Regions from separate parts of the Homo sapiens genome. Here region 2 is linked to region 1. A link is a loop called in an ENCODE intact Hi-C map of the cell type or tissue named here. Cell type or tissue: heart right ventricle. All regions are shown on one strand. Each heading gives the region's core, and the rest is flanking DNA. Links, peaks and the distances in the headings are about the cores only. Region 1 has its middle 15 kb from the start of MGST2. Region 2 overlaps SETD7 (SET domain containing 7, histone lysine methyltransferase).

What was found. Hi-C counts contacts between places; a loop is a spot of excess contacts. Peaks named below come from ENCODE experiments on the same cell type or tissue, not always from the same donor. Only the 100,000 strongest peaks of a DNase experiment are listed, where the experiment ranks them.
Region 2: a loop joins it to region 1, with 6 times the contacts of the local background. A loop is called at or near these places in 50 of 110 quality-filtered maps.

Annotation. Positions count from the first base shown.
Region 1 is chr4:139,643,013-139,658,256 of GRCh38, forward strand. No RefSeq gene overlaps it. Among named protein-coding and RNA genes, the nearest start is that of MGST2, 15 kb to the right of the region's middle. RefSeq lists a silencer at 8,543-8,837. In heart right ventricle, for the core only: CTCF peaks have their summits at 8,787 (motif pointing left), 8,993 and 12,226 (motif pointing right); a DNase peak (open chromatin) is centred at 8,739; H3K4me3 peaks cover 384 bases; H3K27ac peaks cover 376 bases.
Region 2 is chr4:139,491,751-139,506,994 of GRCh38, forward strand. It overlaps SETD7 (SET domain containing 7, histone lysine methyltransferase), which reads right to left. Exons shown (of 8, transcript NM_030648.4): 8 at 14,288-15,244. Among named protein-coding and RNA genes, the nearest start is that of RAB33B, 45 kb to the left of the region's middle. RefSeq lists silencers at 6,045-6,339, 12,081-12,130. In heart right ventricle, for the core only: a CTCF peak has its summit at 6,213 (motif pointing right); no DNase peak of the experiment used is centred there.

The DNA.
Region 1 (15,244 bases), core at 4,667-12,666:
TTGAACAGCCCTCAGTACATTTTTTTCCTAGAATGTACTCCAATGCCCTTTCCCTCCTCTCTGCTCCCATTGCTGCCACTCTAGCTCACGCCTGCTTTACTTCTCTGCTGGATTATGGCAACAAACTTTTAACTGGCTTCCCTACTCGCAGTCCCGCCACCTTCCTCAAACTCCTCCAAGCCCAAGGCCCTGCTGATCTTGCCCATACTGCATTCATCACACTTCCTTCCCTGGGCAATGCCGTTCCCTCATTCTCCCACACTCACCCTTGGCTCCAGCCACAGCGAATTAGCTGCTGTTCCTCAAATGCAAGGAGCCATTTTATATCCCTGTGCTTTTGTCTGTGCTATTCTTGCTAGCACCAATGTCCTCCTCGTCTTCTACAGGTTTCAAAACTCAGTTTGTGTCACCTGCTTTGCATTGCCCTCCTTGAGCTCTCCCCTCTGGTATAGCTGCCTCTCCTTCTTCCTCCTCAGCACCCTGTGCAACCAGCTTGCATGACACTGAGCGGGGGCACCTCTGCTCACAGATGTTGCTGTCTGTCTTTGTCACCAAGGCGTAAGTTGCTGGACTCATTTGTCTTGTATTCCCAGTTTCCTGGACAGTGCTTGGCATGTTGTGGTGCTCAATAAAAGTGGGTTGAATGCCTATTTGAGTAAATTTCTCAATGGTGATAATTCAGTGAATGCTTTGTTTGTTCTCATCTGTGGCACTTGACCCTGCTGACCATTTCCTCCTCGAAACTCTCCTCCTTCAGTTCCTCGGTGTCACACTCCTCTGGTTCTTCTCCTACTGCTCGGGCCAGCCCCTCTCTGTCTTCTTCATTGAAATCTTCTTCTGGTCAATCTTTACTTATTGAAAAATTTTTGTATAAATGTATGGGGTACAGGTGTAATTTTGTTACATGCACAGATTGCATAGTGGTGAAGTCAGAGCTTTTAGGGTATCTGTCACCCGGATAATGTACATTGTACCCAGTAAGTAATTTTTCATCCTCCACCCCCTTCCCATCCCCCACCCATCCAAGTCTCCATTGTCTATCATTTCACTCTCTATGTCTGTGTGTACACATTATTAACTCCCCCTTACAAGTGAGAACATGCAGTATTTGTCTTTGTGTGTCTGACTTGTGTCACTTAATGTAATGGCCTCCAGTTCCATCCATGTGGCTGCAAAAGACATGATTTCATTCTTTTTATGGCTGAGTGGCATCCTAAAGTGTATGTATAGCACATTTTCTTTATCCAATCATCTGTTGATGGACACTTAGGTTGATTCCATATCTTTGCTATCGTGAATAGTGCTGGGATAAATATATGGGTACAGGTATCTTTTTGATATAATAATTTCTTTTCCTTTGGGTACATATCCAGTAGTGGAATTGCTGGATAGAATGCTAGTTCTATTTTTAGTTCTTTGAGAAATCTCCATTCAATCTTTTTTGTTTGTTTGTTTGTTTTTGAGACAGGGTCTCGCTCTGTCGCCCAGGCTGGAGTGCAATGGCGCGATCTTGGCTCACCGCAACCTCTGCCTCCTGGGTTCAAGTGATTCTCATGCCTCAGCCTCCTGTGTACCTGGGATTACAGGCAAGCACCACCATGCCTGGCTAATTTTTGTATTTTTAGGGGTTTCACCATGTTGGCCAGGCTGGTTTTGAACTTATGACCTCAGATGAGGTCTCGCTTGCCTTGGCCTCCCAAAGTGCTAGGATTACAGGCGTGAGCCACTGCGACTGGTCTTCCATTCAATCTTTACATATGATACATTGCATACAATTCACTCATTTAAAGTATACAATTCCATTGTTTTTGGTGTACTGCATTATTAAGTTATTACATATTTATTATATTATTAATTTTTGAAAATTATGGTAAAATGTATATACCATAAAACCTATCATTAAGCATTTTTACATGTGCAGTTCAGTAGCATTAAGTACATTCACATGTTGTGCAGTCATCATCACTATTTGCAAAACTTTTTCATCACCCCAAACAGAAACTCTATAACCATTAAGCAATAGCTCCCCATTCTCCACTCTCTCCAGCTCCTGGTAAACTTTAATCTTCTTTCTGTCCCCATGAATTTGCCTATTGTAGGTACCTCCTATAAGTGGAATCATACAATATTTGTGCTTTCATGACTGGGTTATTTCACTTAGCATAATGTTTTCCGGTTCATCTGTGTTGTAGCATGTGTCAGAATTTCATTCCTTTTTATGGCTGAATGATATTTCACCGTATGCATATAACACATTTTGTTTTTCCATTCATCATTTTTTTTTTTTTTTTGGAGATGGAGTCTCGTTGTCACCCAGGCTGGAGTGCAGTGGCACGATCTCGGCTCACTGAAACCTCAGCCTCCTAGGTTCAAGCGATTCTTGTGCCTCAGCCTCCTGAGTAGCTGGGACTACAGGTGAGTGCCGCTACACCCAGCTAATTTTTGTTTTTGTTTTTTGTAGAGATGGGGTTTCGTCATGTTGGCCAGGCTGGTCTTGAGCTCCTGACCTCAGGTGATCTGCTCGCCTCGGCCTCCCAAAGAGCTGAGATTACAGGCATGGGCCACCGCGCCCGGCCTGTTTTACCATTTGTCTCTTGATGGAGACAGATTGTTTCCACCTTTAGGCTTTTGTGAATCATGCAGTTATGAATGTTGGCATACAAGTATCTGAGTTCCTGCTTTCAATCCCTTTGTGTACCCACCTAGGAGTGGCATCACTGACTCATATCATAATTCTGTGCTTAGCTTTTTCAGGAACAACCAAACTGTTCTTCATAGCAGCTGCACCATTTGTTTATTCCTATCAGCAATGTATGATGGTTCCAATTTCTCCAACACCTATTTTCCATTTTTAATACCATAGCTATCCCAGCAAGTGTAAAATGGCATCTCATTGTGGCTTTGATTTGTATTTCCCTAATGACTAGTCATGTTGAGCATCTTTTCATGTTGCCATGTCTGAATGTTCGTGTCCCCCACTCCCCAAATTTTTATGTTGAAACCTAATTGCCAATGTGACAGTATTAAGAAGCTGGGCCTTTAGGAAGCAATTAGTCTTCTATGAACCAGAAGACAGCCTTCACCACACATCAAATCTGCCAGCACCTTGATCTGGGACTTCCCAGCCTCCAGAACTTGAGAAGCAAATTTTCGTTTTTAAGAAACTGCTTAGTCTATGATATTTTGTTGTAGGAGCCTGAATAGACCAAGACGGCCATTTGCGTATCTTTGGAGAAATGTCTATTTACATTCTTTGCCCATTTTTGAATTGAGATGTTCGCTTTTATATTGTTGAGTTTTAAGTGTTCATTATATAATCTGGGTTTTTTGTTTTTTTGTTTTTTTGTTTTTTTTTTTAGGCAGGGTGAAGCTGGAGTGCAGCGGTGCTGTCATGGCTCACCACAGCCTCAAGCGATCCTCCTACCTTAGCATCCCAAGTAGCTGGGACTACAAGCATGCGCTACGACGTTCAGCTATGTTTTGTACTTTTTGTAGAAATGGGATTTTACCATGTTGCCCAGGCTGGTCTTGAACTTCTGGACTCAAGTGATCCTCCCGCCTTGGCCTCCCAAAGTGCTGGGGTTACAGGCATGAGCCACCACCGCACCTGGCCATATTCTGGATATTATTCTCTTATCAGACACACAATTTGCAAATATTTCCTCCCATCCTATGGGCTGAGCCATTATGTTTTGTTGCCTCTCATAGTTCCAACCTCTGCTCTCTCTTCTCACTCACACTTCCTGGGATATTTCATCGTCATAGGTGGTTTAAATGCTTATATGTTGATGATGCCTGCATCTCTTCTGCCAATTCTGATGTTTCCTCAAGCTCTAGACCACCCATATATTCAGAGGCCTATTGACATTCCCACTTGACTGAAAAACATGGCATACTGAAGACAATTCTCATCTTCTCATTCCAAATCGACTCCCTTCTAACATTCTCCACCTCTGGCACCACCATCCCAGCCACTCTAGAAAAAAGTATGAAATCATATCTAAATCCCTCTCTCTCCCACACACACTAAACCCCTCCCAGATATTTGGTAAATGCATCCTCTCCTTTTCATGCTCGTTGCCACTGGCCTTATGTGATCTCACTAGGACGACTGCAGTAGCCACCATCCTTCCTCCCCCAGGCTGTTCTCATATGTCCACCTGACTAGGCCACAAGCCTGCTTCAAATCATATAAAGACTTTCAGAAGAATGTTCAAACTCTTTGCATGAGCTTACCTGAGGCTCTTTTAGATGATCTGTCTCCTACCCCTCTCAACTCATCCTACATTCTTCCTTCACACACACTTCTGCTTCCACCTTACCAAAATGCTTGCAGTTCCGGAGATACACTGTCTTGCATCACTCTGCTTTTGTTCCATGCCTTGTGCACTTTCTGGGTGGAGCTTTCTCTGTTCCACCCTTTCTTGTGTGGTGAACTCTTACTCATCCTTCAAATACCCTTGTCCATGGGTCACCTCCACTGTAAAGCCCACTCTGACCTTTCCATGAAGAACTAACTCTTTCCTCTTTTGGCTGGTTTTGTACCCTACACCAACTTTTATTATTGCACATGCCTTACTGTATTAAATTTAATTAGATGGCCGGGTGCAGTGGCTCACACCTGTAATCCCAGCACTTTGGGAGGCCGAGACGGGCAGATCACCAGAGGTCAGGAGTTCGAGACCAGCCTGGTCAACATGGGGAAACCTTGTTTCTATCAAAAATACAAAAATTAGCCAGGCATGGTGGCACACGCCTGTAATCCCAGGTACTCGGGAGGCTGAGGCAGGAAAATTGCTTGAATCTGGGAGGCGGAGGTTGCAGTGAGCTAAGATCACACCATTGTACTCCAGCCTGGGCAACAGAGCAAGACTTGGTCTCAAATAAATACATAAATACATAAATTTAATTAGATCCCTGTCTCCTCCAGCAGACTATTACCTTTGTATTTCCAGCACCTAGCATGGGGCCTGATGTGATGTAGTGCTTCATTACTGGCAATACTTTGGAGATATTGTGGGTTTGGTTCCAGATGATCTCAATAAAGCAAATAACATAAAAAGTGAGTGGGTTGAATCACAAAAATTTGTTGGTTTTCTAGTACATATAAAAGTAACTATACTGTAGTCTATTGTGTGCAATAGTATTGCACTGGAGAAACAATGTACATACCTTAATTAAAAAATACCTTATTGCTGAAAAATGCTGACACAGAGACCCAAAGTGAGCATGCACTGTTGGATAAATGACACAGATAGACTTGCTCAACACAGGGTTGCCACAAACCAATACAATATTTGCAAAGTGCAATGAGGCTAAGCACAATAAAACGAGGTATTCCTGAGTATAAATTTTGAACTGTTTAATCAAAACCTCATGGAGTAGGCCGGGTATGGTGGCTCATGCCTGTAATCCCAGCACTTTGGGAGGCCGAAACAGGCAGATCGCCGGAGGTCAGGAGTTCGAGACGAGCTTGGCCAACATGGTGAAACCCCATCTCTACTAAAAATACAAAAATTAGCCAGGCATGGTGGCACGCGCCTGTAATCCAAGCTACTCGGGAGGGTGAGGCAGGAGAATCACTTGAACCCAGGAGGCAAAGGTTTCAGTGAGTTGAGATCATGCCACTGCACTCCAGCCTGGGTAACATAGCAAGACTCCATCTCAAAAAAAAAAAAAAAAAGAAACGAAAACAAACAAACAACAACCCAGAAAAAACCCTCATGGAGTAGAACTTCTAAACAGGTCAAATTCCCACCACTAAGGAGAGCATTCAGGGAAGTGCCCCCTGCTACTTGTCTCTCCCTGTCCCCAAAGGAGCACAACTCTTTTTTTTTTTTTTGAGATGGAGTCTCGCTCTGCCAGGCTGGAGTGCAGTGGCGCCATCTCAGCTCACTGCAACCTCCTCCTCCTCCCTCATTCAAGAGATTCTCCTGCCTCAGCCTCCTGAGTAGCTGGGACTACAGGTGCATGCCACCACACCAGGCTAATTTTTTTGTATTTTTAGCAGAGGCGGGGTTTCACCATGTTAGCCAGGATGGTCTCGATCTCCTGACCTTATGATCCGCCCGCCTCGGCCTCCCAAAGTGCTGGGATTACAGGCGTGAGCCACCACGCCTGGCCAAAAGAGAGCAACTCTTAACTGTAGGAGGCTGGACTCACAATTATTGCCTGCACTCAGTTGTGGCTGCATTTCAGCTTCATGTAACTTTAACTTTATTCAAGTACAAAAATCATATGTCTTAAATAAGGCAAGCTGCCCCATTGAGTGGGTTGAGAATTACTTAGGTCAGCAGACAGTGCTAGTTTGCCATCTAAGGGGATAGCAGAGTGGTTTTTGGGAATAGCAGGTGTTGGAGGTCCACAGGTATCAAAGTGATCTTATGATCACCGCCCAGCTTCGAGAAAACCCTGATCCCAGACCCCAGGCCTTATTGGCCTCATCAAGCAGAAGCTGCTTTATTTATTTCACTTCGCACACACACTCTCTCTCTCTCTCTCTCTCTATATATATGTATATATATAATTTTCCCTCTGGGAGGGGACAAATTCTTTGGGATTTCTTTTCTTTTAGAGACAGGATCTGGCTCTGTTACCCTTGCAAAGTGCAGTGGTGCAATCACAGCTCACTGCAGCCTCCAACTTCTGGGCTCAAGTGATCCTCCTGCCTCATCCTCCCGCCTCATCCTCCCAAGTAGCGGGACTGCAGTTGTCTGCCACCACATCTGGCTAGTTACAAAAATTTTATTTTATTTTTTTGTAAAACGTGGACTGTCTACGTTGGCCAGGCTGGTCACAAACTCCTGGCCTCAAGTGATCCTCATTCTTTGGGGTTTCTTAATTTTATATGACTTTCTTCTAAACAAGGCACCATGTAGCCTGGCCTGGGACACTTCTGGGTTGAACAGACCCTCTGCTTTAAACTTTCAACCTGAAGACAACTCTGCTACCTCTACAGTCACCCAGGTTATATCAGGTAGATCTAGGACGCCTTCTCAGCACCATCTTCCAGGTTAGAAAAATCTCAGAGAATGAGGGAGTTCTATGAACTCCAGGAATGGTCTGCTTTGGAGGACATCCAAAGGAGAGTGAACAGAGAAAGGACAGCTTTTCACAAAGAAGTGGACACTGGTGATGTTCTGGTCATCAATAGAGACCTCCAAACCAGATCTATCCAGGTAACTATGTGAGGCTCCTGGGAGGGAAGATTAATCTTAAAATTACTTGGATCATTTCAGCCATATTTACCCTTAGTGTCACACAATTGATGAGCTTCATTTGTTAGTGAGCATATTGTAACCTAGGACTTCTCCTGTGACCTCTAGGGGTCAAACATCTTTATTAAGCACAAAGTTGCACCCACTACTCAGAATTAAAATAAAATAAAATAAGTGATTCGGTCCTGTTATGGACTGAGTTGTATCCTCCCACTTCCAAAGTCATATGTTGAAGCCCTAGCTCCCAGTACCTCAGAATATGACTGTATTTGGAGACAGGCCACGTGATAGGCCGGGTGATAGGCTGGGTGCAGTGACTTATGCCTGAAATCCCAGCAATTTGGGAGGCTGAGGTGGGAGGATTGCTCTAGGCCAAGAGTTCGAGGTCAGCCTGGGCAACATAGGGAGACCCCTGTCTCTAGAAAAAATTTAAAAATTAGGTGGGCGTGGTGGCACACACCTGTAGTCCCAGCAACTCCGGAGGCTGAGGTGAGAGGATCACTTGAGCCCGGGAGGTTGAGTCTGCAGTGAGCCATGTTCACGCCACTGCACTCCAGCCTGGGCAACAGAGTGATGCCCTGTCTTTAAAGTAAAAAAAAAAGGTGGTGGGGTTGTGGTGATGAAGTTAAAATAAGGCTGTTAGGATGGGCTCTAATGCAATCTGACTGGTGTCCGAAAAGGAGATTAGGACACACAGAGAGACACCAGGGTGCACATAGAAAAGACCCTGTGAGGACACAGTGAGAAGGCAGCTATCTGCAAGCCCAGGAGAGAGGTATCGGAAGAAACAAAACCTATCCACACCTTGATCTTGGACTTACAGCTTCCAGAACTGTGAGAAAATAGATCTCTGAGAAAATAGAAGGCTTCATTTTCCTAAATAGCACTCTTTTTTGACGTTCTCCCTGCAGCTGGTCTCCCTCAAGCTGGTTTAAGCCACATAGTGTGTGGTACTTTATTATGGCAGCCACATCAGGCTAAGACAGGGCCCTTAGATTAGCACTTGTGTGTTGTGTGCATGTTCATGTGTATGTGTATGTTATGATATGTGCATGTTATGGTGTTATGAGATGTGTGTGTGTTATGATATGTGTGTGTTGTGCATGTCTGTGTTATGGTGTGTGTGTGTGTGTGTGTGTGCGTGTTGGGTAAGCAGGCAGGAAGGGATATGTCTGGGAAATGCCCCTCCAGTTGCTACAGGGAACTGCAGGTCTTGATTCTCCCTACCACCCATCTTGCCTGCTCCTCTCTGTCTTCAGGACACACTATTCTCTGATGTGGGTGGAACTAGTGCCCTTGTGTCAGAGATGGAGAGAAAATAGAATCAGAGATGTGGGTTAGCAGTAGGATGGGGAAGGAAGAAAGAAGCGAATTCATTTATAGTCTGCCGAGAGCCATCCAAGGATCCCGGTGGGAGACGGGGCAGGCAGAAGGCTTCATTTTCCTAAATAGAACTCTGTTTTGACATTCTCCCTGCAGCTGGCCTCCCCCACGCCTGTCTCGCCAAGTGAACTGATAAAAAGCAACAGGATTTTAGCCTTCCACTGCGCCATCTGGTGGCGTTCAGGGAGAGGTACAGTGGTTCTTGTGCATACACAGTCTATCCCAAACTTAACGCCTTCCTTTCTTTAAGAGGAGTGGATACAATGACTCCTGGGAAGAAAGCAATAGTGCAAAGAGCACTGGACTGGAGTCAAAAGTGGACTCTATCTCTGCATCTTATTAGCTGTACGATCTTGGGCAAGTTAAGTAATAACCTCTTTGCGACTCAGTTTCTATATGTAAGAAATATGAATCACTAATACCAACAGGATTTTGTGAGAATTCATTGAGAAAAAAGCACCCAGAACAGTACAGTATCAGGGATGTGGTGCCTTTGTTAATGATTCACGCCACTTTCCCTTCTTTCTCTCTTCTTGTATTTCTTTCTCTTCCCATGATTTTGTGACTGATCAAAAGTTTTTAGTGCCTTTTATGAAATTAGCTGGGGGAGGGCTGTTGGGAGAACCTGAGAGTTGGGAGGGCAGGAGGGTGCAGGTCATGGGAGCCTCAGCTGGGACTGGGAGACCACCAGGCCCTGCCCCTCATTTGGTCATTTGCAGGAATCAGAGCTAGTGTCACAGGCCTGCCCCTGACTTCTTGCTGCAGAAGGGATCTCACCTACCTATGACCAGAAACAAGAGGTGGTGAGCTCCCCATCACTTTAGGCATTCAGACCTAGATGATTTACATTATCAATTTTAAGACAGGCTTCAGGTCTGGGAATATTATGAGTTTATGAACTAAAGCAACGTTTACAAGAATGTAAGTCAAAGGCACCAATTATCTAAATAACACCTGATAGACTAACATGATGCACATGTAGAACATTTACAATTTTGGTTAAAGATGAGAGGGAGAAGAATGAGGAGAGTTACACATTGAGAAAGGGTTCTAACATATTAGAAAATAAAAAAATATTTTCCCCTCCCAGTTTTTTGTTTTGTTTTGTTTTGTTTTTTAAGACAGAATCTTGGTCTGTCGCCCATGCTGGAGTGCAGTGGTACACTGTCAACTCACTGCAACCTCCGCCTCCTGGGTTCAAGCGATTCTCCTGCCTCAGCCTCCTGAGTAGCTGAGACTACAGGTGCCTGCCACCACGCCCAGCTAATTTTTTTATTTTTAGTACGGACGGGGTTTCACCATATTGGCCAGGCTGGTCTTGAACTCCTGACCTTGTGATCTACATGCCTTGGTCTCCCAAAGTGCTGGGATTACAGGCGTGAGCCACTGCGCCTGCACTTCTCCTCCCAGTTTTTAAAAAATATATATCTGATGGGCCAAGAGAGATCTTGCCACTGCACTCCAGTCTGGGCAATGGAGCAAGACCCTGTCTCAAATAATAAATAAATAAATAAATAAATAAATAAATAAATAAATAAATAAATCTGATGATATCTCTCCTGCCAGCGTTGTGGGGCATGCTTGTTTGTATATGGCAGCTCTTGTGGAAGCCACGCTTTTTCCTGGGGTCGCTTCTGTCTTCTTTAACACCCTGTTCTGGAAATACGTAATTCAGCTGGTCAAGAGTCCCAGCCTGACACCTGCAAAATATTTCTCACACAGGAAACAAGAATCAGGGACAGACCCTTAAGCCTTCTTGGGGCCCTGTGGTCTCAAGATCAATGACCTTGACCATCTTTGGTGACCTGGGCTCCCACTTCTTGTCATTTCTAATGGACTCACAGGCACTTCAAACCTAGCCCCCTCCTTTGGTCTAAATTCTGTGGCAGTAAATTGCCCCATCATTAATGTATCTAGCTGTTCAGAAACCAGAAATGTGGAAATCCTTAACTCCTCTTTTCTCTCCCTCTTTGCTTTATCAGGCACGTCCAGTGCAGCGCCCAATTTTCTGGAGCTCATCCTGTCTCCTGAATTTTCAATCATGCACTCTACCTTGGCTCTGCTGTGGCCAGCTGACTTCCGGTGGGGCCTCTGCAATCCTGCCACCTAAGGGCCACCAGCCATACTCCTGGTGTCCCTGGCTCCTGTCTGAAGTGCCACACTTGCAGGGCATGGGGTGGTATCACTGGAGCCAAATGATGAACCCTGGGAAGCTGAGTTGTTACCTTGCAATGAGGTTGTTCTGGTGACTACTCAGGTGTGACAAAGTACCCCAAAGTTTAGGGGTTTATAACAACCATTTAATTAGGCTCTAATGAGTTATGTGGGTCAGTAGGGCACGGTAGGACTGGCATGTCTCTGCTCTTCAATGTCTGAGGCCTCAGCTGAGGAGACAATGGCTGGGAGTGCCCCCACAGCTGTGGGCTAGAATCATATGAACGTATATCCATGCAGGTGGGGCTGCGTGCTGGGGCCATAGCTGGAGCTGTCACCCAGAGCCCTTACACGTGGGCTCACATGGTGCCCTTCGGGTAGCTGATTTCTCTCATGGCAGCCGAGGGCTCCAAGCATGAGGGCCCCGGTGAATAAAGCAGAAGCTGCCCAGCATCACTCCTGCTGCGTGTCCCCACCTCAAGACGGGAGAAATGGCAAAGAATTTGCAGTTCTGTTTAAAAACTGCCATGGGGGAAACTGCCCCAATGGGAGATGAGGTGTAGAAGACAAAGTCCTGAGAACACATGGACACATGGAGGGAACACACATACCAGGTCCTTTCTGAGGGTGGAGGGTGGGAGGAGGGAGAGGATCAGGAAAAATAACAAATGGGTACTAGGCTTAATACCTGGATAATGAAATAATCTGCACAACCAACCCCGTGACACACGTTTATGTATGTAACAAACCTGCATATGTACTCCCGAACTTAAAATAAAAGTTAAAAAATATATATAATAAAAGAAAATAAGTTCCCTCTCCTTTCCTCCCTTCAGTGGATTGTGCTGAGGTGCAGTTTCTCCACTCAGCCTGTCCAGAGATTCCCCGAGGGCTGGCTGGGGTGCCTGTGCAGTGACTGGCTACATCTCATCACAGGGCATCTGAAGCAGCACCCCACGTGGACATGCTCTGCTTCTGGCCAATCTGCCATACTTGGCTCTCCCATCACTTTTGCTGCCCTGATACTGCACCCGCCAAATAAAGCCTCAGCATTCCAGCCTTGTCTAGAAAGCATGGGCTAAGGGACCCTCTACAACCCATCTGCCCTGAAATGCAATTGATTTGTTCTTTTAAATCTCTTTCTCCATCCACACTGACATTTCCCTAGGCCAGGCCAACATCTTCTCTTGCCTAGACCATAATATGCTTTCCTAACAGATCCATTCGTATCTACACGAGTGATACTGCCCCATCAGTCCACACTGGTGTCAGAGTGATCTTTTTGAAACAAATCTCATCACAAAACCTTCCAGCTTAAAACCCATGACAGGCTTCACATCCTCCTTGTAAACAGGGTCTCTCAACCTCAGCACTACTGACATTGTGAGCGGGGCAACTCTTTGCTGTGCTGTGGGGGCTGCCCTGTGCAACATAAGATATTTAGCAGCATCTCTGGACTCTACCCACTAGGTGCCAGTAGCACCTCACTCCCCAGCTGTAATAAGTAAAATGTCTACAGGCATCACCCAATGTCCCCTGAGGACAAAATCATCCCAGGTTGAGAACAGCCGGTATGAAGTAAGCATACTTAACATGACCCTATGTGGGCCAACCCTGGCACAGCAGACACTACTCTCTTCCAGGTCTCTAAGCAACAGCCACACCGGACTTCATTCAGGATTCTTTGACCATGCCATAGCCTTTCCCTCTACAAGCCTTTTCCTGTTCTTTCTCAGCCTGGAATATTCCCCTTTCTCCTTCCAGTCCACCCTCTGACACACACACACCTGTGCACCATTCATCTAGCTAACACTTTAGGATCAGTCCTCAGCCAAAATGTCACTTTTGCGAAGGCTCTTCTTGCCTCCCAGACTAGGTTAGGCCCCCTGACATACATTCGTATGGCAGTTGGGACCTCTCACAGCACTCCCCACATTGATCATGAATTAATTCGCTTTGGTTATGGCTTGTTAATGTACATCCTCCTCACTCTGCTGTAAATACTGTAAGAGCAGGGCTGTTGTCTGTCTTGCTTATTCCTGGGTCTCAGCACTTAGTATGGAGCTTGGCATGTGGTAGGTACTCAATGCATTTGATGAATGAATGAATAAATGAACTTATGCACATTCTTTTTTTTTTTCTTTTTTTTTTGAGAAGGATTCTTGCACCGTCTCCCAGGCTGGAGTGCAGTGGGGCGATCTCGGCTTACTGCAACCTCTGCCTCCCAGATTCAAGTGATTCTCCTGCCTCAGCCTCCCGAGTAGCTGGGACTACAGGAGCATGCCATCACACCTGGCTATTTTTTTGTATTTTTAGTGGAAATGGGGTTTCACCATGTTGGCCAGGCTGGTCTTGAACTCCTGACCTCAAGTGATCCGCCCGCCTCGCCCTCCCAAAATCCTGAGATTACAGGCATAAGCCACCACGCCCGGCCTTATGTGCATTGCTATTTTCTGGTTTGTTCCTTTCTTTCTTTCTTTTTTCTTTTCTTTTTTTTTTGAGATGGCAGCTCAGGCTGGAGTGCAGTGGTGCAGTCATAGCTCACTGCAGCCTAGAACTCCTGGACTCAAGCGATCCTCCTGCCTCAGCTTCCTGAGTTGCTGGGATTACAGGCGTGAGCCACTGCACCTGGCCCCCTTTCCTTGCTTTAGATTTTTCTCTTTCATTGCAAAGCAGTACCCTCATTCCAGTATGAATAAAAACCCAGTTCTCGGATGTTTTACCAACCAAACTGTCTGCCTGATCTTGAGAAACTCTTCAGACACTGCCCAGCTCTCTGACCCACTCCTTTCCAAATAATTTTTGCAAAGTTTTTGTTTTTTTTTTTAACCAAGCCACTTTAAAAGCTAGGGGTACATCAAGGGATCAAATCAAAGTCCAAGGTGTGGTATCCAATTCCTCGGAATATTGATCAAAAAACGGGCATCCCCTTGGCTAGGGATTTCCCCACCACCAGGTGGAAACCTTGTGTCTTTTCTCACCCCTCCTCTATCCCCTCGCAGTTTGCCACAGGGATGCCAAACGTAAAGTGTCCTTTTCTGACCCTTCTCCATGGAATGTACGTCTCTGGGGCAGCGTCTGTGTTTGGCTTCCGTCTAGCTCTGAGTGGATCAGGACTAACGGTTAAATCCTGGTATTTTTACATTTGAGCACCTGTGGGTTTTGAGCAATTGACTGTTACAGGTCGCTTGCTGGAAATGGTCAATGTGTTCATACCTGAAAAACTGAATTTTTATAGGACATTATTTAGAGATGATTTTGACAGTTTGTGTTAACTGACTTGTTCCATTTTCACTGATGTGCATCTGTAGGGACTTCTGGAAACCTGGAGGAGTAAGCTATCACAGGGACCTCAGAGGGTGGCTTGCCTGGAAGCTGAGCTGCCTCTGGTGGTGTTATCCCGGCAGGTCTGGCAGCCCTGGATTGACTCCCCCTAGCGGTTTCACAAAATATGTTATTTTGATAGAGCACCTTAAACTGCAGCTCCTAGCTCTAAATGTGTGGCTGTTAGAATCCTTCTACTACAAATTAGGGATGAAATTAGATGACCAGCCAGTGGGACCTCTGAGAAGAGAATGAAAAATAGGCTCATGCAGGAGAGGGCGTGGAAGGGCGGATAAGCTGTTTTGTCTGGAATTCCTGTCCCAGACAGGTTTGTCTGGGAATGGCCAGAAACTGAAATTCTGAGGATATCATCCTGCCCAAGTCCCAGAAGCAAAGGTGAGAACCAGGCACACCCTAAGGGCAAGCAGGAGGGAAGAAGAAAAGAAAGAAGAACGAGGGAAGAACAAGAAGAAAGAAAGAAGAAGGAGGAAGAGGAGGAGGAGAAGGGAGGGGGAGGAAGGGGAGGAGAAGGAGGGGAGGGAGAGGCGGAGAAAGGAAAGGAAGAAGTGGAAGAGGAAGAAGAAAGAAAGAAAGAAAGAAAGAAAGAAAGAAAGAAAGAAAGAAAGAAAGAAAGAAAGAAAGAAAAGAGAAGCAGGCAAGCAGTTTTCAAAGTTCTTTATCATCTTGCTAAGGTAGCTGAAGGATGCAGTCACAGGCCCGCATGCACAGGAGGGCTTTCCTGTTTGGGGCCAGTAGGTTTCTTGTTTTGCTGTGTTTCCTTTCTTTTTGTGCAGGACGTGACTTGGCCTCCGATCTAGACACATCGGTGTTTTTGTGAGTCATGTTCTAACAGGATTGTGCTGTGTTGAAATGACTGTTGTTTGGTGTGTCAGCCCAGATGCAGGTTTAGCACCACATTTCAAAGTGAATAAGAGCTGCTTTTAACTGTTTGTTCTTAATCCACCAACCTTTTGTGTTTTCTCATCAAAAGAGGGGTAGCTTGCCCTTTTTCTTTTGCCTTAAGCCCCAGAGAGACACCAAGTGAAGCCACGGTACCCCTTTTTTTCTTTAAGTAGCCCAATCACATAATATGCTGTAGGTTTCAAGAGAGTAAACTCTCCTCTGGTGCATAGAAATCTCAGTAAGTTCTCTGAGGCAGTAGTTGG
Region 2 (15,244 bases), core at 3,206-11,205, 150 kb before region 1:
AAAGTGCTGGGATTACAGGTGTGAGCCACTGTACCTGGCCAATTTTTATATATTAATTTTGGATTGAAGAACCAAGTGAAACATTTATTAATCCTAATTATTGGAGATTCTTTTTGGTGTTCTACAAAAATTATATCACCTTCAAATAAAAATAGTTTTTTTCATTCTTTCCACCTCCTATAAATTTTTTACATTTCTCTTGTTTTATTGCACTGGGCAAGATGTCCAGCATGTTATTAAATGAGAGAGGTGACAGCTGACATCCATGTCTTGTTCTTTATCTAAAGTAGAATGCTTTTGACATTTCACCATTAAATATGATGTCTCCTGTAGGTTTTTAACAAATACTGTTTTTTTTTCTTTTTCTTATTAACCACCCCTCTCCTCCCCAGCCTCACCCTGCTTGTTTTGAAGTTATATAACTTTATTACTCTGCTCCATACTGGGGCAAGTTCTTAATGTAGTATCTCATTTAATCTTCACAATAACCTTTATGAGACAGGTATTATTGCTTCTCTTAGAGAAGTTAACTTTACTAAAATAATATTGCTAGAAGGAATAGAGCAATGGAATACAGCAAGAATTTAAAGCCAGGCTTGTCTGATTCTGCAGCCTCTGCTCCTCTCAGAAACGTGTGCTGCCTAATGCTTGGGTTAAAATTTATCCAATACAGGGAACCTTAAAGGAGATGAATTGTAGCAGGCGGAGGCAGAATAGAGAAGGTGGGTAAAGAAAGGAAGTGAAAAGAAATGGAAATTCATATGGACAGTGAGAGCCACCTCACCCCAGCATGTGATTTTGAATTTGCAGGAAGCAGGTATGTCACCTTGATTAGGCTGCCTTCTCCTCCCCATGCCTTCTTCCAAGACCTCCTGAGGTGTCTGTAGCTGTGGCAATCCAAATTGCTATTGGTTGACAATGCAGACACAGCATTTTCCGCTACTTTCTGCTCTCATCCAATCACAATTGCCCCCTTCCCTCCCTCCCTCTTTCTTTCTCTTTCTCTCTTTCTTTCTTTTTCTTTCTTCCTTCCTTCCTTCCTTTCCTTCCTTCCTTTTTCTTTCTTTCCTTTTTTACCACCAAATTGGCTCCTCTGATTGCTTTTTCCTGGAAGTCATCCACTCATCACACAAATCCTGTGTTAACACTTGTTATTCCCATTATGCACTCATGTTTAGCCTTGCATTTCCTTTGATGAAGAGGAATAAATTAGGAGATGGAGATTCATAGGGAAAGTTCATTCTTTTATTTTATAAATATTAAACAAGCATCCCTTATGTTTCAGGCACTGTGTAAGGGACTAAGGATGTAGCAATAAACAAGACAGGCAAAGGCTGTTCCCCAGTGATGCTTATGTTACAGTGTTAGAAGACAGAGGAATAACAAATACACAAAATAACTGTGGATTAGGGATAACAATGAAACAATTTGGGTGGTAAGACAGCAGATAAGTTGAGGAGGCCTTCTGAGACATGACGGTCAAGGAGGGCACCTCTGATGAGGGCGGTGTGAGTCAAGGGCTGAAGGGTGACAGAGAGAAGCTATGCAAAGAGCTAGAGGCAAACAGGCAGAGTAATCAGCAGGTATAAAGGCCTGGATCCAGGAAAACGCTTGGCAAGTTTGAGGAACAGAAGGTCTGGCTGGAGTACAGTGGGTGGGGGAGAACGGACTGAATGATACTGGAGAGGGAGCAGGAGCCAGTCCATTGTAAATAGCTTGGATTTTATTCTAGCTGCAATGGAAAGCCATTGAAGTGTTTCAGCAGGGTGATGGCAAGATGTACTTTACTATTTTTTTTTTTTTTTTGAGACAGGGTCTCACTCTGTTGCCTAAGGCTGGAGTGCAGTGGCACAATCCCAGCTCACTGCAGCCTTGCCTTCCTGTGCTTAAGTGATCCTCTCACCTCAGCCTCTCGAGTAGCTGGGACTACAGGCATGCACCACCAGGCCTGGCTACTTTTTGTATTTTTTGTAGAGATGGGGTTTTGCTATGTTTCCCAGGCTGGTCTCGAACTCCTGGGCTCAAGTGATCCACCCACCTTGGCCTCCCAGAGTGCTGAAATTACAGGTGTAAGCCACTGCGGCTGGCTGCTTTACTGTTTTACATTACTCTGATTACTTTGTGAAAAGTGGGTTGGAGGGTAAGCAATGAAGGCAGCATGCCAATGGACTCTACTTCTTGTACATAACTTTTCTGGAGGCTCACTCAGTGACTGCCTGCCTCCCTTGCCTGACCTCTCGTTGGCCAAAACTGAATCTGGTGGCCAGCCTTAGCTGCAAGAGATCCTTGGAATGTAATTATTTTAGGCACAGGAAGACAAGGGGAAAATGGCTTGTGAATGTCTTTTGGGTAGGCAATCCACAGTATCTGCCACTAGGGTCATCTGCACTGTATCTGAAACAAGCCTGTGAAATAGACGAGGCAAGTCTTATTTGATTAATCTATAAAGGGGGAGGATGGTTAAAGAGCACAAAGATCATAGGTAATAGAGCAAGGGCTTGAGTCCAGATCTTTTCATCTCAGATTGAATGTACTCTCTCACTACCTTTCATTATTCTAGGCCCCACAATGAACTGATCCTGGTCACACATGTCCTGCTGTGTCTACTGGTGAACCATTCTTTCAACTCTGTCTTCAATATCCAGCATACCTGAGCAATTATTATGACTAAACAGGCGCTGGGAGGATGCTAGGTTATTGAACCTAACTTTAGAATGGACAGGAGCCTTCTAAAATATGGGAGGAAAAATAAATCAATAAACAGTGTCTTTTGTTACACTAGGAAATATTGTTCTGCCAAGCAGAATGATAAAGTGTAGAGCATGTACCCCAGGGGATATGAAAGACATTCCACTGGAGTATGGGAAAAGTATTAGAATTCTGTGTTTGTAAGGCTAGAGATGATATCAACATAGACACAGAAGTTCAGTATTATTAATATCTCATACATAAATTGATACTGGATGTTGGACAGGCACATGCCTTATGCCTATGGAATTCAGGAATTCTGATTCTACAGCATGGAGTGGTTAACAGCAGCATCCTCGCGGTTCACTCACTTTCATGGATTATGACAATATGAGTTTATAAAGAGCTTGGTTAAGCGGATTTACTACAATATTATCTTAAATGGGAAACTAGAATTCTTTTTAATGAGCTGGGGAATGCACATGAAATTCTACTTAGAAAAACAGTGTTTAATCTTGTGAGATAAATATGTAAACATTATATGTAATGGCACTATAGCCAGAATATGACATTATAGATTTTAAGCAGTAAGTATTTAAAATGGACATATTTTTCCAGATTAATGCACAATCTCTTTCATTCATTCTTTTGTACTTTTTCCTTTAACCAGTTTGGATGGAAATATCTCCAAGTAATATCATTTCTACTGTGAAAATTAAATGAATTAACTAATGAAAAGTACCCAGTTCAGTGCTTGCTGCAGAGTAAGTCATTCAATAAATTACAGCTATTGTTTCTCCAGAAATTCAAGGAAGGCAACCACAAGCTGATGGGGTGTTTATTCACCTGGCTGTCTTCTTTTAGAGGTTATATCAGGACACATTCATTACCTTGGAAAATTTTCCTCAGCAATCAGAGAATTGCTTAGTGAGTAGGAAATCAGAACCAGGGGCAGTGTGTTAGTCCATTTCCACACTGCCTTAAAGATACTACCGGAGGCTGGGTAATTTATAAAGGAAAGAGGCTTAATTGACTCACAGTTCTGCATGGCTGGGGAGGCCTCAGGAAACTTACAATCACGGCAAAAGGCAAAGAGGAAGCAGGCATCTTCTTCACAAGGCGGCAGGAGAAAGAGAGCAGGGGAAGCTGCCACTTTTAAACCATCAGGTCTCATGAGAACTCCCTCAATATCATGAGAACAGCATGGGGGAAAATGCTGCCATGATCCAGTTACCTCCCATCAGATCCCTCCCACCACATATGGGAATTACAATTCAAGATGAGATTTGGGTGGGGACACAGATCCAAACCATATCAGGGAGTTTTCAGTTATATAAACGTAATGTTTAATGATCTCTGATATATTCACTTTATAATAGGGATTAGTTGCCAGTGGGGCCAGAAAATTCAAGGAGCATGATTGCTTGGGCAGAGTTAGGTAATGTTTGCCTCTGTGACACTGTTTTTTTGGTACGTTTATACCTAATAACCTGGGTTTAAACTTTTTTTGTAATTTTTTATTGTGGAGATTTCAAAAACATATAAAAACACACATATAAGATCATGAACTCGTACTCATCACCCAGCTGAAATCCTTATCCACATGTGGTCAGTCTGGTTTTATCTACACCCACACTTCACTTCCCTTATCTCCCATATTAGCCTGAAGAAAATTCCAAATATCCTGATTGTTTTAAAAGATATTTTATCTAATCAAGTCCTGCTGGTTTGAGGGTCTTTTTCCCCCCTCTGGTGACTTTATTTATTGATTTCTCTGGCACAACTTATTAGGTATCTCTTTTCAGATCTTAAAATGGCTCCCAGAGTGCGATTTTGAGTTCTTGAGGGAAGCCTATGTTCTGACAATTGCCATTATCAGTAGGCAGAGTTCATTCCATTCGCTTTTATCTTTTCTTAATTACTCACGAACATCATTATGAGCATCAGTCCTTGGGCTGCACTATAAAGAGGAATGCCAGCTTTTCTGTGTTCTACCCAGGGCGCTTGATCCAGATGTGGGATCTTTGGGAGTGGAGCCCCAAATCTGCTTCTTTTACACGTTCCCAGGTGATTCTTCTGGCCACTGAAATTGGAGAAGCAACTGGCTGAGAACGTTTTCAGAGATTATTAAGGTACATAGATCTCAAGCCACGGTGCTGAAAAGCCAGAAAGGAGACTTTTAGAAACCCAGCTGCATTTTTCTAAATCTTCTCCATCCTCTCTTTTGCTGGCTCTGACTTTTCACTGGGTCAGAGGCTCTAAGGCTGGAACCTGATGTTCCACGGGGACTGTGTTATGGTTGTTCTTCTACAGAGTAAAGTGCATGAACTGAAATAGCTATTGACTGCTCAGAAGTCACTCAGTCTCAGGTTTCTGGCTGTGTTCCACATAGCTGTAGGTTTTGTAAATCGTACTTAGATAAGTTGTGTTCCTGTACACACACACACACACATGCACACACACAGAGTCCGAGTGCTATAATAATTCTGATAAAGAAATTTCAGAGGCCAAGCACAGTGGCTTATGCCTATAATGCCCAGCCAGTACTAATGATCTTATAACTCGTGTTTTACAGATAACTGTGCTCCAGGCAGAGAGAGATTTTAAAGACCTGTATGACACAGAAATGCTTCTGTTTGTTTTAAAAGATAAACCAGTTTTGTTCAACTTTGTTTACTGTAGGCGCCAGAAGTGCTATTAGCCCTCTTGAAATTTGGGCTCATTTAAAAATAAAGTCCGGGTGCGGTGGCTCACGCCTGTAATCCCAGCACTTTGGGAGGCCGAGGTGGGCGAATCACCCAAGGTTGGGAGTTCCAGACCAGCCTGACTAACATGGTGAAACCCTGTCTCTACTAAAAATACAAAAATTAGATGGGCATGGTGGCAGGCACCTGTAATCCCAGCTACTCGGGAGGCTGAGGTAGGAGAATCGCTTAAACACGGGAGGCGGAGGTTGCAGTGAGCCGAGATTGCGCCATTACTAAACTCCAGCCTGGGCAACAAGAGCGAAACTCCGTCTCAAAAAAAATAAAATAAAAAATAAAAAAATTTAAAAAGCCCTGGAAGTGGTGTCTTAATTTAGCTAATCAAAGTTCAACCTGATGATAGGAAAGAACATCAACTGAGTTTTCATGTTTTTTTTGTTTTTTTGTTTTTTTGTTTTTTTTTTAGACGAAATCTCTCTCTTGTTCCCCAGGCTGGAGTGCAGTTGCGCAATCTCGGCTCACTGCAACCTCCGCCTCCTGGGTTCAAGCGATTCTCCTGCCTCAGCCTCCTGAGTAGCTGGGATTACAGGCGGCGCCTGCCACTACGCCCGGCTAATTTTTGTATTTTTAGTAGAGATGGGTTTTCACCATGTTGGCCAGGCTGGTCTTGAACTCCTGAGCTCAGGTGATCCACCCGCCTCGGCCTCCCAAAGTGCTGGGATTTTTAAAATGTGTTAAATCATCCTTTCCCTAGAGGTGTTTGTTTTACAGCATGTCAGAAACAGTATGAGAATAAATCCTCACCACAAGAGGGAGCTGGACCATGAAGAAATTAATGGGTTGTTTTGGAAATAGAAATAAAAACTGGGAAAGTGCAGGAGATTTACGGTAAGACCATCAGTATCATCAGTGGTGACCGTTATTTGCACTAAGTGATTACTTCATTCTTTCAGTTGCTCAGATCAAAAACTGCGGAGTTCATCCCTGATTCCTTACTTCCTATTATATTAAAGCATGTCTTTTAATGCTGACTCTTTGACATCTAGGGCCTTGTGGGCTCTGGAGGGACTGCCCCCCACCCAGGGCTAGCTGATTCCTAGAGATAGCAAAGGCCTGGCACCTTTCACATGCAACCTAACCAAATCAGCCTCTGTGCCTACAACCACTTCCTTCTTAGGCCTCTTCCACTCCAAGCCACCATTACCCCAGGGTCAGGTACCAGACAACTAAAGACAGCCGGTACACCCCAGAATCTACTGAAGTTATTCAAGCTAGCCAATCCCAGGCCTGCTGACTGCCTCTCCATTTCTTCCTGCAGACACCACAATACAGGTTCTTGTCTACGTTTTCTCTTTACTCCATCTACCTCCTACTTGATCCTGGTGCTTCCCCATGTGGCCCCTGTAACATGGTGTGCCCCCTCCTCTTGGGAACTGTGAATAACAAACTATTGTTGGGGTTCAGAAGACAATATCCAGAAATGAAGGCCTCAGAGGCAGCTTCAGGAGCAAAGATTTTTCTCTGACTTTCTCCTGCCCTTCTGTCTCTGAGTCCCATCCTTCCCAGAGGCTGCCTATAGACCCCAAGGCAGATCCTGCCAACCAGAACTATTTTTCCCCAAAGCCAGCCATAAAACCTAAAAATATCACTCTAACTTTCCCTCTGCCTTTCTGTGTAAAAACTGACCATAAAGAAATTATCTCATGCCTGTAATCCCAGCACTTTGGGAGGCCAAGGTGGGCGGATCTCTTGAGGCCAGGAGTTGGAGACCAGCCTGGCCAACATGGTGAAATCCTGTCTCTTTTACAAATACAAAAATTAGGCATGATAATTGTTTGAACCCAGGAGGCAGGGGTTGCAGTGAGCCGAGATTGCACCACTGCCCTCCCACCTGAGCAACAAAGCAAGAGTCTGTCTCAAAAAGAAAAAAATTTTCTGACCTACCTTGTTTGACTATAGTCAGAAGACCCCCATTCCAGAAAGGGCACTAAAGCTGCCTTTGCAAAATTATAGTCAGAGAAATCTGACATAACTGACTATCTTGCTTCTACCAGGTTAACTTGCTTGTCCTCATTCTTGTGTGGAGGCCATAATAGTCCTTTCCTTGAACTGGTCCCTTCCTTGTTCAAAAATGGAAATCGAATTTGTAAAGACTAACAAGAGGACGCAAGGTTAGAATTATGGTAGAGGCTTGAACTTTGCTAAAGCATAGGCTGAGTTAAACAATGACCTGCCATTGCCAAGCTTGTTTTTCTGTAAGTTGCTTACTGCCCCAGAGTCGCAAGATTTATAACTTCCCCAACTACTCCTGTAGATAACATTACTACTGTGAAACCTGAAGAATCGGTCTTTGAGATATTTTTCAGATTTAGCATTTCAGCAGACCCAGAGATGCCACCTGGTCCCAAGACCCCCCCTCCCAGGAACTGATTCAGCTGCATGAAGACAGTTTAGACACCCCTGTGATTTTATCCACAGCCAATCAATCCTTTCAGTTTCCCAGCCCCCTTCCCACCAAAGTACCCTTAAAAACCCCAGCCTCTAAATTCTTGGGAAGGCAGATTTGAGAAATTTCTCCTGTCTTCCTGCTTGGCTGGCCCTGTGATCATTAAATTCTTTCTTCGCTGCAACATCTGCTGTTCTCAGTGCACTGTTTTTTTGTTTTCAGGGCAGTGGGCAAGAAGAACCCACTGGGTTCTGACAACCCTGCCCCATACCCAGAAGAAAGGAATGCATGCTCAGAGAGGCCAGGAAGAATCTAGACAGAGAGGTTTTGCTAGGTTTTCCCACTCAGCCTGTTAGCATTAGATCATGCCGTTTTTGTCCAAACATATTTCATACTTCATTGAACCTAAGTATAAAAATGGCCAATTTCCCCTATACCTTTGGATCATCATTCTAAAGGCTCTTGTGTATACACATTAAATAAATGTATGTGCTTTTTCTCCAATTAATCTGCCTTTTGATTTTGAGTTGATTTTTCAGCAAATTTTTGAGAGCGGCATTTGTCTCCTGATCTGTTGGCCTCACCATTCCTGAATAATCAGTGAAATGCCTAATGCCATATCTCAGCACATTCTACTGTTTCTTCCTATGATGCACGCCAGTTCAACCACTTCTCCTCACCATGGCCCCTCTGTCCTGCCCACCATCATCATGAACCCCCTGCTTCCACCTGGGTCCCTACTCCCACTCCAGCCTATTCTCAGTACAACAGCCTGAGTGATCCTTTTACACGTGGGAGGAAGATCTTGTCATTCTTCTGTTGAGATCCTTCCAATGAAAGGGCTAACAGCAATTACAATTTCAAAAGCATTTTCAGAAACTGTAGTAAACTAAGTTTAAGAAAGCTGGTGGTTTTTGTTTGTTTGTTTTGTTTTTTTGAGACGGAGTCTTGCTCTGTCGTCCAGGCTGGAGTGCCGTGGTGCCACCTTGGCTCACTGCAACCTCCGCCTCCCAGTTTCAAGCGATTCTCCTGCCTCAGCCTCCTGAGTAGATGGGATTACAGGCATGCACCACCACGCCCAGCTAATTTTTGTATTATCAGTAGAGACGGGGTTTTGCCATGTTGGCAAGGCTGGTCTCAAACTCCTGACCTCAGATGATCTGCCCACCTCAGCCTCCCAAAGTGCTGGGATTACAGGCATAAGCCACCGTGACTGGCTGCACCACTGCACCTCGCACTCTGAGTTTAAAACAAAGTCCTTGAAATAGTTTTCGGGGCCCCTGTAGAATTTGATTCTCTTCTCTCCCCACTGGCCGGTCCCCTGGCCTCCTGCGCTTCCCTGAGCATTCCCACCTCAGGTCGTGGCTCTCTGCGGCCCCCCTCAGCCTGAAATGTTTCCCCTGGAATCTCCATAATTTGTTCTCTCTCTCAGGAAATGAGGTCTTCCCTGACTTTCCCCCACAAAAAAATAGCACCCCTCTTGGCCCTGCACACCTCCTCACCCTCTTTATTCTCCTCTCTTTGTCCCATACCACTTACCCAGGCACATACAGTCATTTACTTGCTTCTTATCCGTTTCCCTCACTAAAATGCAAGCTCCACAAAGGCAAGGATTTTGTTTTTATTCACTGCTGATTTGCTAATGGCCCAGAAGAGGGACTGCTATGTGGTAAAGCTTAAGAAATTCGTGCTGAACTTGGATGAAGCTGGAGGCCATTATTCTAAGTGAAGTAACCAAGGAATGAAAAACCAAAACCCGTTATGTTTTCACTTATAAGTGGGAGCTAAGCTATGAGTACACAGAGGCATTCAGAGTGACATAATGGACTTCAGAGACTCAGAAGGGGGAGGGTGGGAGGGAGCTAGGGATAAAAATCTACATATTAGGTACAATGTACATTACTCAGGTGACAGGTGCACTAAAATTTCAGAATTCACCACTGGATAATTACTCCATGTAACAAAAAACCACTTGTACCCCAAAAGCTATTGAAATATATTTTTTAAAAAGGTACTCAAAAAAAAACCCCAAATAAATAAATAAATAAATAAAAGTACTCTAGTTCAGTCACTCCCACATCACATGCCTAGAAAGTGCTTTGTGCACATCCAGGAAGATATGCCTAGTGATCCCCGCAAAGCCTGTCATCTAAGGGAGAGGCCAGCTAGATGCTTCACTCATTAAACAATCGAGAACACACAATAATGGTCTGGCAGTGTCCATCCACATGTGGCAGGGCAGCGGAGACACGGCAGGTCCCGAAGAGTCAGGCCAGGCTTCCTGGGGCAGGGGCTCTTCACGGGGGACTGCTTGGAAGGAGGCAAGCTGTGGCTATGCCTGGAAAGGTGGCATCCCAGAGCAGGCGGAGCAAAGTTAGTGAGCTCAATCCATGGGTCAAAACTCAATCTTTTTTTCCCCCAGTTGTCATCACAGTTTAATTTTACAAATAGAAAAAACTGAGGCACAAAGAAGTTATGTCACACAGCTAGAAATTGCAAGGCTGGGATTTCAACCCAAGATGATTACCCAATTCTCCTAATCATTACAATCTCTCATTCATGCACTCACTCTACGAGTATTTATTGAGTGCTTACAGTGTATCAAATGTTAAGGATATGTTAGTGAATAAAACAAACTAAAATCCCTGTCTATTCTAGAGGGAGGAGAAAGACAATAAACAATCAACATAATATAACTAAGTTCTACGGTATGCTAGAAGGTAATGAGAAGCATGGTGAAAAATAAAGGAGGGTAAAGTGGCCTCGGAATGCTGGGGGAGGAGAATGTTGCAGTTTAAGTGGGGTGGTCAATGAAGTCCTCATGCAGCAAAGACTTGAAGGGCACGAGGGCAGAGCCTGTGGCTCTCTGGGAGAAAGACATGCCCAAGAGCGGGGCAAGCCTGGCTCTCCTGGACTGCAAGGGGGTGGGTGTGGGTGGAGCACAGGAAGGAAGAGGGAGAGAGGACATGAAAACAGTCTTCTGAACCCCACAGCAAATCCTTATTTGCCAGAGAGTAGTCGAAAGCCCAGCGTCACACAGACAGTGGCAAAGCCGGGTGAAACCAGTCTGACTCCAGATCTCAAGTCCTTTCCACCACACAACCCTCCCTCTGCCACAGCAGAGAGGCAGGAAAAGAGAAGCAGAGGCGGGAAGAGGGAAACCCCATCACGGAGGATGCTTCACGTGGTGGAGGCAAAGAATGAGAAATGAGATGGGATGGAGAAGCTATGCTGGAAATCCAGGCAGAGGAGGTGGAAGTTCGGGATCAGGATAGAAATTGGCTGAGAATAAAATTATAAGAAGCTGGTCTTGCTGGGGGTGGTGGCTCACGCCTGTAATCCTAACATTTTGAGAGACTGAGGTGGGCGGATTGCCTGAGCTCAGGAGTTCGAGACCAGACTGGGCGGTGAAACCCTGTCTCTACCAAAATACAAAAAATTAGCGGGGCATGGCAGCATGCTCCTGTAGTCCCAGCTACTTGGGAGCCTGAGGCAGGAGAATTGCTTGAACCTGGGAGGTGGAGGTTGCAGTGAGCTGAGATTGCGCCACTGCACTCCAGTATGGGCGACAGAGTGAGACTCTGTCTCAGAAAAAAAAAAAAAAAAAAAAAGAAGCTGGTCTGTGTGTTGCATGGATTGGATCAAAGAGGGACCCAGTCAAAGAGATCAGTTGATTGGTAGGCTAAGTGGATGATGATCAAGGGAAAGGAAGACACAGGATACTAAAGGTTGGCCTTAACCCCTGGAGAGCAAGCGGAGAGAAGGGCAGGAGAGAGAGCTCCCATAAGTATGGTTAGGAGAGCAGCAAGGAGCCCAGCTGCCCGGCTTCAGACTCTGCCTCTATGGCTTTCTACTTCTGCGACCATGTGCCTTAACCTCTCTATGCCTCAGTTTTTCTTTCTGTAAAATGGTGTGGTAACAGTACCTATATATATGGTTGTTGAAAAGATTAAATGAATAATCTAAAACACTTAAAACGGCCTGATAAAACTCTAGATAAATATATCTTTGTAAACCCCCCTCTACAGCCCCCCTGATAAATTCTCTAAACTGATTTGAATTATTTTTAAAAATCCATTTATTTAATTTATTTGAAGAGACTAACCTCCCTTCTTCTCTGAGGAAAATAAGAAAACAAAACTCATGATGCAGATGAGGCAGACACTGTGAGTGGTCAACCCAACTATCATTTCCCTTTCCTACTTGCTGGGAGAGCCCCAAACTGGTTCAGGCCACACAGCCATATGCTTCACTCAGATAATCATAGTGCCCCTGTAGCCATTGCCAGTGATTGGCTGAGTTTCCTCAGTGATAGAGGCCATAGAAGAGACTTTCCTTTTCATCTATTGGATGGGGCCAAATTGGCTGTGATGGCTGGAACCTGGGCAGCAATGTTGTGGCTGTGAGGGAGCTAGCCCCTGAAGGCAAAGCAGACAAGCTGAGAAAGGCAGAGTGGAAAGATGGGAAGAACTTGGTGGAGCTGCTGAATTAACTGTAGGGCCACTCAGCACTTCTTGTTATGTGAGATAGTAAACCTTCTTTATTACTTAGGCCATATTGAGTTGAGCTTTGATGTTTCTTGAAGCTGGAAGCATTCTGATACTTACAGAAGTAAAAATTTGGTAGCAATCTAGATGGATCCATTAATCTTTTTCCGTGTACATTATAAGAAGTGAAGCTCTAAATTCAAAACCCTGGCTTTTGGTTTTTGTAAATAAACAAAACTTAAGGAAAAACACATTTATCGAGCAAACCACTATGTCGTGAGGGAATTACCATGATCTATCTGTCTATCTGTCTATCTATCTATCTATCTGCAAGGTAACAGTCATTTTCTGAAATACTTTTGGAGCAGAAACCCCTTTTCTGTTTTTCCTTTTTTTTTCAGCTTCAAGAGGAGGAATGGAATTTCTTCTTCTTCCTCTTATTTTTCAACTAGAGGCTTCTTATTGAACAATCCCAAATCAGTCAGATGCTGAATTGAAACTAAATGAAACTACAGCATAAAGTCCTTCGATAGCTGTTACCTAGTTCTAGAGATGACTGCTGAAACAATTTCACATTTAATATAAACTAGCAGTCTGAATGATTCCAAACATTTAAACCCAAAGGCAGATATTGGTAACCATCCCATTAGTATAGCTGGGATGGTTACTAATTTGGTCTAACATAATTTTGTCTTAATTTTCACATTACCTCATTCTACAACATTTGGGCCCAAATCAATCATCTTAACCCATGAAAGTTGCCCAATCTTTCACTTTCAAGGTTAGCTTCTTAAGCTTCCCTCAGTCTGTATTAAATTTTTAATCCTGTATTCCCCTTTCCCACAAGGAAGAAGAATATTAATATTGTGATTTGACCCATGCGTGTTAGAGGGTGAAGCCTTGCCTGAAAGATCTAGCATGTGAATGTGTCTGTGCAGGTGGAAAAGCTGATCCAACATCAGTTTGGACCCAGTCATCTCACTCGTTTCTGTTTCCTTCCTTCCATGGAAGGAAGTGTGATAAAATCAAGGATTGGGCAACTGAGGGAGGTAAAATAAAGCAGGAGATCTCATGGCCTGCTTCAGTTTGAGGCCTAACTGTGCCTCGTGTAGCCCTGCCAAACTTCCTAGAATTCACTTCTTTGGGGTCCTGGGCAGAAGGCCCAGCTAATAATGAGGTACTATGTTGACTCCTTTTGTCACTGGCTTTTGTGCTTTACAAATGTTGACTGGCTGGGCACGGTGACTCATGCCTGTAATCCCAGCACTTTGGGAGGCCAAGGCAGGCAGATCACTTGAGGTCAGGAGTTCAAGACCAGCCTCGCCAACATGGTGAAACCCCGTCTTTACTAAAAATACAAAAATGAGCTGAGTGTGGTGGTAAGCGCCTGTAATCCCAGCTACTTGGGAGGCTGAGGCAGGAGAGTCGCTTGAATCCCGGAGGTGGAGGCTGCAGTGAGCCAAGATTGCACCACTGCACTCCAGCCTGGGTGACAGAGTGAGACTTCATCTCAGATTAAAAAAAAAACGGAAATGTTGACTGTGATTAGGGCAGGAATAAGGGATTGCCAGGGTTCTCAGCTCAGACTCATCCTCAGACTGCCAAAATCTACCACAACGTCTAACAAAATTTCTATATTTTCTTTAAATCATGAATTGAAGTTTCCTTTCAGCTATTTGCCCTGATCATCTCATTTGCATTCCATACCCTTACCATGTATGTATTCAATCCGACACTTTCTGTTGGTGTGGCTAATCCTTCTGGATTTATGGGTGTATGTGGAATCATATCAAATCCTCCGCTCTTACTAGAATGCTCTGAAAATGATAAATGGCTAATAATATTTTAAAACAACTTAAAATGTAAAGTTCACTTAGTAATTTAAATATACAGGTAGACACATTATAAGAAAACCATTATTGCTTTTCTAACCTAGATGACCAAAGGAAGACAATGACAGATGATTGTATATTTTGTTTAATACTTGCATTGTTTCTATAGCGCAATTATAGCAATCTTTAAATTTACTTTCATTACAAATATTTGTCAAGTTTTGTTTCAGAAACATTTTTCCTACTCTCTTGCATCATGCACCCAGACACACTACAAAAAACTCATTCATAACACAGTAAGGGCAAACATTATTCATGTAAACATCTTTCATTAATTTCCCATAATTTAAAAAAATCATAGAATTATAGATATTGAATAAGGCTCATAGTTTTAGTTCAAATTCCACAAGAGACCAAAGATGCTCGTTAACCGTGATGGGGTTAACTTTTGGTTGCAATAAATGCTGAAAGCATACCCCTGGCTTCTACTTCTTCAACATACCTCACAACCTAATAAATGTATTTCAGGATAAAGAGAGAACATAGAACACCCAGGAGGAAACTTTTGAAGAAGGGAGCTCAGAATCATGGACATAATTTTCCTATGTGATAAGCAGGTATTACGTAGTCCCTGTAGCTTCCCAATACATGAATCAAGGTTAATTATCATAAACCAAAATGTAACCAAGTAGATATGTTGATACATTGGCATGTGTGTTCGTATTGCTACTATACACAGTGAAAATTTATCCTAATATGTATCATTTCATTATATCCAGGACCAAAGTGGAAAAAAAACCCCACTCAAGTTGAATATCATCATAAAGGAGTTTTTGTTTGTTTGTTTTTTCAATAACATAAGAGTCAGGAGAGTTGGGAGGTATGTCCTAGGGATGTGATTGACTCTTGACATTTAACAACTTTGAACAACTGTGTGTAAAGTCACAGACAGAGGAAGCAAGGATTTTTGTTATCGGAGGACGTCTCTCTCTCTGGTTGGAAGTTTGGTGCTTGGGTGCATAGTCTTCCAGAGCTGAGACAGGAAATGTACTGTGCTGAGAAATGGGCCCCTTGCCAGATGCTCCC